Regions from separate parts of the Mus musculus genome. Here regions 2 and 3 are each linked to region 1. Evidence: chromatin contacts called from ENCODE Hi-C or POLR2A ChIA-PET data. All regions are on one chromosome and are shown on one strand. Each heading gives the region's core, a stretch centred on a gene start or an enhancer-like site at or near the end of the contact. The rest is flanking DNA. Distances are from core to core; before and after follow the strand shown. Region 1 holds the start of Mif4gd (MIF4G domain containing). Region 2 overlaps Llgl2 (LLGL2 scribble cell polarity complex component). Region 3 holds the start of Tsen54 (tRNA splicing endonuclease subunit 54).

Region 1 (3,706 bases), core at 662-3,161:
TTTTTTAGGTTCATTCATGTCATATGTATGAATATTTTCTTACATGTATATATGCATGCCATGTGTTTGCCGGAGATAGAGGATAGCACGGGATCCTGAGAACTGAGCTATCAATGGTCTTGAACCTCTCAAGGTCCTCTGCAAGTCAAGTGTTCTTTATGGCTTTCTGTTGTGTTTTGTTTTGGTGACAGCATCTCACTGTGTAGCCAGCTATCGTGCCTCCTGCTTGCTGGGGTTAAAGGAGAACAGCACGCAAATGCTCTAAATCACTGGGCCATCTCTCCTCCCACAGGCACAGTCTGTGTTGAGCAATTTGGCCTTGAATTTGTGCTAATTCTCCTACCTCTGTAATCTGCTGGGATTACAGGCATGGAGACGTCTCCAAAATGTTTAGCTTAGCACATGACGGCAATTGCTAATTGTCCTGTCAAACTTCTGTCGTGAGTGTTACAACGGAAGGGCCAGGCAATTACATATCCCCTCTGCCAGGCTGATTCTCCAAACCAGGCATCTCTGTACATTCAAGGGTGCTGACTGCACCAAATGCAAAGCCTTTAAAGAGAAAGCAGTGTTCTCTTTCATGGGTACTTAAAGGCTTTATGATCTTAGATCTAACTCTGTGATTCATTCTCCAATCTACTGGCTTAAATGTGGTGAGAATTAGGTTGTGACTTACTTTCTGAGAGCCAAGAAGGGCTTGGGCACTGCCTGGCTCTGGGCTTCAGCCCCCAGTGCGGCTCTTACCCAAATGGAATATGCATGGGAACCTCAAGTCGGACTCTGGTAGCGTGCTGGATAGTTTTATGTCAACTTGACACAAAATAAGTGGTGGGTGGGAGGCTCACCTTTGAGCGCGGTCTTCAGCAGCTGCTGCGTCTCTGCATCAAAAGACTGGATTTTATAATCATCTCTACTGGCCTCGCTCATGACGGTCTAAGCCCGGCAGGTTTTCACTGGCCTGAAACTAAGGACAGCACCTGAGAAGCAAAGACGGTTGAGGCTTCAAGGGTGAATCACAAAGCTCCCGATTCTAGCCCTGTAGGCACTGGGCCGGGCAGACCAGGCCTTGGGACGGGTGGAACTGGACTTTCTGTCGCGTTCAGTGCTTGGCTGAGTGCCCACCAAACTTGGCTTCGGGTGGAGTAGTTGAGCACCAAGTGGCCACCTGCTGCTCAGCTGAAGGAAACCCAGGCTTCTGGGGTTACATCTGAGAAGTGAAGCGGGAATTCACCTACGGTCCCAGCGGGATCTGAGTTATCCCAGATCTGGGATCTGATACAGTCAGTATCAGGGTAAATTTCGGGGTGCAAATACTGAACTGGGTGTAAACGTCAGGCTCGCCTTTATCGTCTAGCACGGAGGACGCTGGCTCAGTCCAAGCCGCAGATCCTGATACCAGCAGGGCTCCGAGCCCCTCTCTCCCAGCGTTTCCAGTCCGTCCACCCCTGCAGCCGTTGGGCCAGGGCTGGCCCGCGCCTGCGTCTGGGGCGCCGCGCGGCGCGCGCCCGGCGTGGTACCGCGCGGCGGCGGCGGCGGCGGCGGCGGCGCCAGGGCGACTCGCTAGCGCCGCCTACCGGCCACGACTCGCCCTCGCCTCCGCACCCCGCCGCCGCCCCGGGCCGCTCCCTCGCTTGGCGCGGAGACGGATCGGCACCCGACAACTGCGACACCGCCACCGTCGCGCGCTGAAAGCTCACCGGCCCCTGTCCCCTTCCCACCCGGCGCACCTCCGCCTTGTTTCTGACCACGAAAGCCTCCGAGCGCTGGGCCGGACCCTCCCTGCGTTTTGCGTGAAGTTGTTGGTCTTGCCAGGTCGCACCCCGCGCCGGGGTCACCATATCCCTTGCCCCGCTCAGGTGAACTAGGTCAGACTCTCCCCGGCCGGGCAGCGTGGGAGGAGCTTCGGGAAGGCGTGGCCTATTCGGGGGGAGGGGCGTAGTCTTCTGGGGTTTGGCCGGTTAAAGCGGAGTGCAAGGGCTGGGGCACACTCTGGCAACTCCCTCTCCTGCCACTCACTGTAAAATAAGTTTTAAACCAAAGGAGCAGCCAAGATAAAGGGCCCTGGGTCTTTCCTAGGGGGAATCGGGAGCAACACTGCTGCGCACGAGGGACCAGGAGCCAAAGCTCTCAGCTGCTTTAAGAGTTTGCCACAGCGCTCAGGGTGATAGTACCAAAAAGCTCGAGAAGCTCCTGAGGGCGGGGAAATGAGGAGCACGGAATTTACGTCGATAAGACTTCTTAAAAAAAAAAAAAATCAGACAGCCGACCCTGAATCTTCCAGGTTAAGATAAAGGAGAAACAACATCCCACCACGCAGGGAGGCGCATTAAGACACAGGATGTTTTAAGTAGGGGAAGTGAACAACTCACAGGCTCCTGGAAGCCCCTCCCTACTAAGAATGTAAAAGCAGCGAGGATTGCCGAATTGCACTCAGACGAGCTAAGTGGCCTAAAAAGGCTCGAGCTAGCACACCCTGTGGAAACAGCAGCTTGAGCTGGGCTGCCCAGTGTACTCTTGAGACTGCTCCAGTTGACCTGAAGATAGGCTGGGACCAACTGAGCTGCCTGGAGGTCTCTCCAATCTGTTGGGCTGCCTGCAGACTGCACTGTGCTCCATGATCCCAGCTTTCATGAGTTCAGCAATGCTAGGCTGAGCTTTGGGTAATGTCCCTGTCTTTGAGTCATTTCTGCTCCTGTAACTCCCAATTGGACTTTGGTAATGTGCTGGATAGTTTTATGTCAAGTTGACACAAACTAAAGTCATTTGAAAGGAGGGAGCCTCAACTAAGAAAATGCCTCCATAAACTCCTACTGCCTGTGGAGCACTTTTGTAATTAGTCATTGATGGGGAAGGGCCCAGCCCATTGTGGATGGTGCCATCCTTGGACTGATGGTCCAGGCTGAGCAAGCCAGTAAGCAGCTCCCTCCATGACCTCCAGCTCCTGGCTCCAGGTTCCTGCCCTGCTTGAGTTCCTGTCCTGACTTCCTTTGGTGATGAACAGTGATGTGGAAGTGTAAGCTGAATAAACCCTTCCCTCTCCAACTTGCTTTTTGGTCATGGTGTTTATCATAGCAGTAGAAGAAACAAGTAGTATCCTTACAATGGTCTGCAGTCAGCTTCTCCTCTGGTATATAAATTTATTCACATCTCTCCAGCAATAGGGTCACAAAACACTTCTGCTGCTCCAAGCCCAGGAAGCCAACGGGCCACCCATCTCAGAAGCCCTCCCAAGTGACCCTGGGTCTTCAGAATCAGGAGCCAAGATCAGAAAAGTGAACCACTAGGGGAGGGCTACAGTGGACCACAGAGGGGAGAGTGGAACTGACAGGCAGGGCAGAGCCCCAGTTTTCACGATCAGGGCCATTCCCAGCAGGCATTACAATCCAAGTTATGGCAGGGGCTGGAATCCCACAAAGTCAAGAAGTCTCTCCTCCCTTCCTTCTTTAGACCAACCCCACCACTAGGCTCGAGCATGGGAAAGACAGCAGTCATGTGATTCTTCTCGTGAACAGGAAGCTCCCTCTTCATCTGCATCCCTGGCTCTGCCTACAGCGCCCACCACACCTCACCAGGCTGTCGGACATCCCATGCCCTGGGCCTGAGGCCCATCTGGGATTAGAGGACATGGTGTGCAGCATGCGTGCAGAGCTGGTGATGGCCCCTGCACTCCAGTGGGAGGGGAAGGAGAGGAGCCACTCCTGTCTGC
Region 2 (3,706 bases), core at 340-2,839, 220 kb after region 1:
TCCCTGCGGCCCTGCCTCTGGCCGGCTGGCTTTTTCATCTTTCCGGTGTGTGTCTGTGCTGCGAGGTGCTATGCGAGTCACTCCATGATCTCAGCCTGGACTTGCCCCAGTGCTCCTGGAATGTGCTCCTTATCCTGGCCCACGGCACCATGCTCTTCCACCCGCCTGACCCTTAGCCCTGCCCTAAACCTTATGTGGCCGGTAATACCTGTCACCGAGGTCCTGAGTAGGGGATACGAGGAGAAAGTAGCAGGGAGGGGACAGTTGTAGACTGGGGCGAGGGAGCATTTGAGCGGTGGGGTTATGTGGCGGTATCCTAGGCAAAGTGTCCCGGGTAGAGTGCTGTGAACACATAGGGCCAAGAGGCTGACCAGTAACTCTCAGCGAGGCTTCCCCACCCCCACCCCACCCCCAGCGCCCTTGACCTCAGCATCTTGTATACTTTCTCCTTCCCCACTCTACTCTCCCTCCTGCCAGAGGGCATCTCTCATGGCCTGTCTGCCTCAGGAGTCGGCACACTGGGGGGCTGTAGGTTTGCCCCCTTAGTCTTTTAACCTCCCCATTTCCCAGGCATAGGCTAGGCAGGATCATCCCCTATCAGACTTCACAGCCCTAGCCTGACTTCCAGGCTCCTCTGAGAGCTTGCTTATCTGGGGTAGAAGGCCTGGGGTGGGGGAGGGGGCTTTCTGAACTGAGCCAGGCCCGCACCTGTCCTCCTCCTCCTCTAAGAAGGGGTGGGGTATTTTCATGCCTTGCCTTGGGGCAGTTACACTGGCCCCAAGCCTGTTCTACCTCCACCTTGGTCCCAGCTCCTAGGTCGCTCTTCTGTCTCCCTGGCCAATGGGGTCCCCAGCAGTAGGTCCCCCACAAGGTCACTGAGCCCTGCAGGTTAGTTCTTAAGAACACTCTGAAAGCAGTGACCAGGCACCTGGTCCCAAACTGCTTGGTTAGCTTTGAGCTCCATGGCCTGTGGGAGTATGTGCGCGTGGCCCTACCTTTTGACTGCAGCCATATAATTAGCTCTCCTGTAATAGCCATTCCTCATGGACGCCTTTATAAGCCCCTCAATTCTGGAGTTAGTCATACATGGGGGTCAGCTCTGAGTTCTGCCGCTTCCTATGCAGTGGTGACCGTGGGTAAGTTGCTTAGTCTGTGGCCTGGTTTCCTCTGTCAGGTAGGTGTGTTCTGCCTGGCCTCTCAGGTGGCCTCCGCCTGAGCTGATGTGTAGTGTTTACCCTGAGCACACAAACAACAGAGGTGGTCAGAACCTGGTCCCCACATTTTCCTGAGGTTCTCTGGAGGACGATTCACCCTCAGTGATTTGATGTTTCTACAGTGAGCCTAGACAACTTGAACCAAAACATTTAAAACGTATCAACAGGTACATTCAGGGGGTCTGGAACAGTGCTGGTCACAGCAAGTGCTCCGACGGCCACTTGGGTAGGTAGCCTGCACCGAGTGTTCTGCCCTCCTGACCAAGTGGGGCATGTCCCCTCTTTCCTGCCACTCACCACTTTGCCGTGTCACTTTGAGCTCCTGTGGGGTCCTTAGTACAGATGGTCCTGGTCCCTTCTTGTCCCTTCCCTAGAGTCCGCTGGTCTCTTTCCTTTCCCAGGGAGTCATTCCCAGCTTCCTGTGCCTTCTGACCTAGTGACCTCGGCTGGGGAGGGGAGCGCCTGCACCCCAGGAGCCGTAGCTGCTGATTTACGAGCTTGCACCACCCTCCCCCACGGCTGGAATGTTCAGCTAGCCAGCTCAGCTGTCTTCAGAGGCAGAGATGGCCGAAGTCTGGGGCCTGTTTTCACTCCAGTCCCAGGAGCCCCCAGTACTTGATGCCCCATGCTTGTTCTCTGGCTTGTTATGGGACCTCAGGTGGGTACCCAGACTTTCCCACCAATCCCCACGCCCCACCCCACCCATCCCCACGAGTGGGAGGCTCTGCAGTGGTCTTGCTTCCCTAAAAATGTGAAATCCCTAGTCTCTCTCCCCTCCCCCACTGCAAATCATGACCTTTTGATTGTCCCCAAAGGGTGACAGTTCCCCAGGGACTGGTCCCTGGTGTTTGGTTTGGAAGTGGCTTGTCCTGCTGATCTTTGCATTTGCAGGGGATGTGGCTCTATCCGCAGCCAGCAACTGGGGAGCCCCAGTCTTAAATCCAGAGTCTTTTCATAAGCAAAGTCTTGGCCCTTTAATTGATTGATTACAGAGCTGAGGATGAAGGGCCTTGTACACTGCCACCAAGTGCTCTGCCTCTGAACTGTACCCACCCCTGCCCCCAACCTTCAGGCTATCTTTCCAGCCTCGGTTTAGATAAGAAGCACCCCCCCTTCCCCAGTGGAGGCTGGGTGTCCCGTCCCTGCTCCAGCTTAAGTACTTAGCACACTTTGTCGGCCTGTCTACCTGACCCTACATGCAGCGTTCAGCGAGCTGGCGGCTATGTTTGCTTTCTCTTTCCGTCTAGAGTGGAATGAAGGAAGCCATTTCTGTAATGGCCTGAGTGAGCCCCTGTGTTCCTAGGAACATGCCCAGTGCCAAAGATGGTCAGCAGGAGACTGCTACTGGGCGCTGAAAGTCAAACCACCCACTCACAGCCCCTCCCCCAAGGAGAGTACAGAAATAGTTTCCCCCCTTGGGCTGGGAATGCTTTCTATGGTCGATGAGTGGCTTGGGGGTCTTGAGCTGTTTTCTTTATTCGGTACAGATAGAATGTCTTCTCTTGATTTGGGCTCCGCTGTGGCCCTTAAGAAAGGCCTCCTTAGGGAGTGGCAGGAAATAGGGTCTCACTTTGTACCCTTCATGGCTTTAAACCCTTGATGCTCTGTTTCCCCAGTGACCTAGGTTACACGTGTGCCACCATGCACATCTGAAAAGGAACATTTCTAGATGCCCAGTCAGAGCTCAGGGAGCTAGCTGGGAATTAGCAGCAAGGCAGATCTAGGATTAACCTAGAGAGCCCACAGCCTCATAGGACCAGACCTGGTCCCCAGCACCACGGGGCTTGGCTATGTGAGTCTTTGATGGGCTCCTTGCCCATCTTACCCCGACCTGGGTATTCCTGCTAAAACTGCCCCAGGTCCTTCCCCTGCATGTCCAGTTGAGGCACCGATCAAGAAATTCCACAGGACAGCCCCGCTTCTGCCAACCCACTGCACGGAGGGAGGCTGTGAAGTTTCTCTTTCTGGATTTTTATGTTTTTTTTTTTCTTTCAGAAAACAGGTTAACAATTAAGCTAATTAACCACAGGGCCTGCTGGCTCTCTTTGTTCCTATAAAGCTGGGGTAAATGGCTTCCTCCCCCAGTTTCTCCTGTTCCCATTATGGTAACTGGTGGCATTAGAGCATCAACCACGGGGAGAGACAGGCCCAGACCTCCAGGAACCAAGGCCTCACTGTCTCCCTGTCCTGGGCCCTTGCAGTGGAAGGAGCTCAGGAAAGTGAGGGTGAAGCTGGGCTTAAGAAGAGAGGCTGGTGGGGAGGTTCCCGGCCTGGCAGGGGAGGTTCTGGGCCTGGGCCTCAGCAGCTGGGGCCTGGGTGATCCTGGGTCTTAGGAGGGCCTGGGCCTGGGTGATACTGGCTCTGGGAAGCTGTGAACCTGGGTGACCCTGGGCTTGGACAGCTGTAGGCCTGGGTGATCCTGGGCCTTGGACACCTGTGTCCAGGATGATTCTGGCCCCAGGAAGCTGTGGGTCTGGGTGAGGCTGGGCCTG
Region 3 (3,706 bases), core at 630-3,129, 200 kb after region 1:
CTTATGTCCCTCACTTTCTGGGGGAGATCTACCTGTTGGATCGGAGAGATCTACAGCACCTGTTGCTAATCCTTTCTCACTGCGTCTGTGGTGGGAGAGAGCAGCTGGGTAGAGATCCAGGACAGAGAGCTTGGACAGGCTGGCCAACTACCTCCCAAGCCTGAACCTGAAACCCCAACTCGACTTCCCGCACAAACCCTTAAGTCAGTTCCTCAGTGGCGGTGATTTTGTTGCCAGAATCTTGTGGCAAGAGACTCGTGCAGGCCTGGGGGCCCAGGTGGGGAACCACTCATTCCTCAGAAGTTCCAAGCCCAAGCCGGAGGGCACTCCCCCTCAAAGCCCGCGACCCGCACTGGGAGAGAGTGCTCCTGGCAGTGCCTGGGGTCGGCTGGCTCCCCCTCCCCTTGGAATGCCCCTCTAGCGCGGCGCAGCTCCCCGCAGCCAAGCCCAGATAAGGCCGACCCCGGGAACAAAGCGGCAAGAGGGACCCGGAGAGTCAAGCGTCCGAGGAATAGATAGAGGAGAACGAAAAGGGGGGCTCGAGGAAGGCGGAAGGAGCAGAGAGATGGAGGAGCCCGCCGATCAGACAAGAAAAGTTAGTTTGCGTCTGCTCTCAAGGGTCCTGACCCCTGGCCCGGGACCCGGCAGTCTCACCTCTCCCGGCCGCCCCGCCGGGGGTCCGGCTGGCTGTGCTCAGTCTCAGGCACTCTGGACTCTGGTTCTCACTGTCCCCCGCAACCCCTTTCTCCTCCTTTCCAAGGCCGGCTCGGCGCCTCCCGCAGGAAATCCCGCCCCTCCCCCCTCCCTCCCGCCGGATCGGGAGCCGGGGACCGTCCTGGCCGCACAGTTGGATTGTCAATCAACACCCTGGTCCCCGCCCCATCTTCACTAGGCCCCGCCCCCGCCAGCCAGTCCAGAGCCGAGCCACTGGTTGGATCAGCGCATGCGCGCAGGTGAAGCTGCTTAGGGGTGCAAAGTGGCGGGTGAGAGGCGGGGTGGATGAGGTTTCGTGCTGCTGTGTCCTGTCCGGGGATCCCGAGAGAACTGGGTTCTGGTCTAGATCAAAAGGTGAAGTGTGAATGTATAGGAGAGAAAATAGGATGTTTTGGCAGTTGAACCTGAGGACCCCCCCCCCCCACTAGGGGTGGGGATCACTTCCTCTTTGCCCCATCCTTTCCCGGGTTGCCCGCAGCGACCTTCGTCCACACTCAGAGACCTATAGCTGCTGGCTGGAGCAACGGTGCCACCTAGTGGTGAGCGTCAGTGCGACTCAGGATGTCACGGCGGGGACCCCAGCCTCGAGGAGGTGCTTTCGGAGTCTGGGGTGGCGATTCAGCACCAGTGTGAGCCGGACAGCGCCTCCACCCCTGGCCTTTGAACCCTGCTTCAGAGCCCCTAAGAAGAGATTTTTTTTTTTTGGCCCACCGTGAAGGAACTCCATAAGTCTTTGGTCCACTCCTAACATTCCCATATGGCCTCCAGTTTGCAAAGCTGGTGTCTGGGGGCTCACTGCTCTCCTCTCTCTACGCATCTCTTTCCTGCTGGTGGTAGGACACAAAGACATTCAGGGCTGCAGAGATGAGAGTAACATATTTGATTATCCATGCTACATCCAGTAGCCAGGTAAAGTTATACTAAAGAAGGGAGGAGCCCCCAGAAGCGCTGGAAACGGAATAGGTGAGTTTTTGCACATCTGGAAACCTGCACATCGAGCTGGGTCCCGCGGCCCGGGGTACACGTGTGCCGACAGGTGTTAGGACACACACGGGGCAGGTAGGAAGGCGCGAGGCTCGAGGGTGGCTTTATGATCCCGAGGAGCGAGCGGGTCGAAGGCGCTAGGACCGCGCGGAATGCCGGGGTGGGCGGGGCTTCGCGGTGCGCGCGCAGCCGCAGACAGCGGCCCGATGGAGCCCGAACCCGAACCCGGGTCGGTGGAGGTTCCCGCGGGGCGTGTGCTCAGGTGCTACCCGGCCCGGGGGATGGCGTGGGGTGCGTGGGACCCGGGAGCGAGCGGGGTGGCCTCTGTGCTGATCACGTGTTCCCGGCTCTCCCCAGCGCCTCGGAGCTCCGCGCCGCGCGCTCGCGGTCCCAGAAGCTACCACAGCGGTCGCATGGCCCCAAGGACTTCCTCCCGGACGGCTCGGAGGCCCAGGCGGAGCGGCTGCGCCTGTGTCGCCAAGAGCTGTGGCAGCTGCTGGCGGAGGAGCGCGTGGAGCGCCTGTGAGAGGGGCTGGGCCGGGCCGGGTCAGGCCGGGTGGGCGGAGGCCGGGGACTGCCCGTGCAGACCGAGACGCCCCTTCCCCACTCCTCGCCAGGGGCAGCTTGGTGGCCGCGGAGTGGAAACCAGAAGAGGGCTTTGTGGAGTTGACGTCTCCTGCGGTGAGCGGCCCGGGCATCTCCGCGGCTGGGGGACCCCCTTCCTCTGTCCGCTTAGCTGCTTTGTGACACTTGGTCTGCTGCCGCACAGGGGAAATTCTGGCAGACCATGGGCTACTCAGAGGAAGGACGGCAGCGACTTCACCCCGAAGAGGCTTTGTATCTGCTGGAGTGTGTAAGTGGGGTCCTGGAGGCGTGGGGAAAGGGGTCCCGACTAATGGAATGGGAAGGATACGGTTTGGTGGACCAGGAGGAATTCAGAATTATGTTTTCAGTGAAGTTATGTGTGGACTTTGAGAACAGAAGAGGATACCACTGGACAGCGGGAGTTCTAATCCTCTCATTGTTTGTCCTGGTCATGCAGTGATGCTTGAGTGTGTGGGGAAAGGGTCAGAGCCAAGAAGGTGACTGGCTTGGGCACTGCAGGAAGGGTACACAGCTAAGCTCTTGGTCCACTTCCAGGGTTCGATTCAGCTCTTCTACCAAGACCTCCCACTGTCTATCCAAGAGGCATACCAGCTGCTGCTGACAGAGGACACCTTGAGTTTCCTGCAGTACCAGGTATCTGCCTCCCAAGGTGACTCTTATTTGCCAAGTCAGTGAGTCCTGACAGGTGCCTTTGAGGCTTCGAACACAGAGCCACAAGCCAGGGCTGTAGGTGAGACAGCCTGTGATCACACGGGCTTATATTCAAATGGAGACTGTCAGGTTTGGGGGATTTGTATTGTTGATAAGTTATTAAACAACACGTGTGCCCAGAAGAGGAGATAGACTTGAAAGAGTGAAATCTCCTTTGAGGATGGTATTTGCTTATTTATTTTTAGTGCTTCTGGGAAGTGAAGCCAGCAGCCCATGCCTGCTAGCAAACACTCCAGCACTGAGCTGTATAGCCCCTACCCTCTTGTTTATGTTTTGAGATAGGGACTTTCAAAATTGCACAGGCTGGCCATGAACTCACTCTGTACCCCAGGCTGGTCATGAGTTTATGCTCAAACTCTCTAGTAGCTGGGATGACAACCTTGAACCAGCAGGCCTGGTGAGGATGATACTTAAAATGGAATGTGGTCCATGCAGTCCCAAGATTTGGAACCTAGGGCCATATAGGAGGGAGGTTTTGAGTGGTAGAGGAAATGGCTTTGTGTCACTGGTCTTTGCTACTTTGTGGGTTCTTCTTTTTCCCACCCTTTGTGCCCCCGGTTTCATCTCTTATCACTCGATAGGAGAAAAAGGAGGAGAGAGGGGAGAGAGACTCTGAGTGTAATTTCTCTCTCGTTTCTTCTTTGAGCGTTACCGACAAACTGCAGTCAACTCCGCCGAACAATCAACAACC

The links. Hi-C counts contacts between places; a loop is a spot of excess contacts on that map. ChIA-PET counts read pairs that join two places held with the same protein, here RNA polymerase II (POLR2A).
Region 2: POLR2A ChIA-PET joins it to region 1 with 11 read pairs in embryonic stem cell. The contact joins the enhancer-like site here to the promoter of Mif4gd in region 1. POLR2A ChIA-PET finds 5 or more read pairs at or near these places in 4 of 5 experiments (Patski and embryonic stem cell).
Region 3: a loop to region 1 is called in a map of v-Abl transformed pro-B cells, with 2.3 times the contacts of the local background. The contact joins the promoter of Tsen54 here to the promoter of Mif4gd in region 1. A Hi-C loop is called at or near these places in 5 of 37 maps with a recorded cell type or tissue (T-helper 17 cell, heart, mouse embryonic stem cell and 2 more). POLR2A ChIA-PET finds 5 or more read pairs at or near these places in 3 of 5 experiments (Patski and embryonic stem cell).

What each region holds. Positions count from the first base shown.
Region 1 is chr11:115,611,058-115,614,763 of GRCm38, forward strand. Mif4gd (MIF4G domain containing) reads right to left here and starts at 1,912. Exons shown (of 6, transcript NM_001243584.1): 1 at 1,728-1,912; 2 at 846-977. The coding sequence starts at 927. Slc25a19 (solute carrier family 25 (mitochondrial thiamine pyrophosphate carrier), member 19) reads right to left here. Exons shown (of 7, transcript NM_026071.3): 7 at 3,124-3,706.
Region 2 is chr11:115,831,047-115,834,752 of GRCm38, forward strand. The region is part of intron 1 of Llgl2 (LLGL2 scribble cell polarity complex component); the gene reads left to right. Among named protein-coding and RNA genes, the nearest start is that of Llgl2, 8.8 kb to the left of the region's middle. Within about 2 kb of position 1,590, at least 1 of the 3 ENCODE cell types and tissues checked has a DNase peak (open chromatin) inside an H3K27ac peak, as active enhancers do.
Region 3 is chr11:115,812,860-115,816,565 of GRCm38, forward strand. It overlaps Tsen54 (tRNA splicing endonuclease subunit 54), which reads left to right and starts at 1,880. Exons shown (of 11, transcript NM_029557.1): 1 at 1,880-1,960; 2 at 2,056-2,220; 3 at 2,316-2,379; 4 at 2,468-2,551; 5 at 2,839-2,937. The coding sequence starts at 1,905. It overlaps Caskin2 (CASK-interacting protein 2), which reads right to left and starts at 733. Exons shown (of 20, transcript NM_080643.2): 1 at 655-733.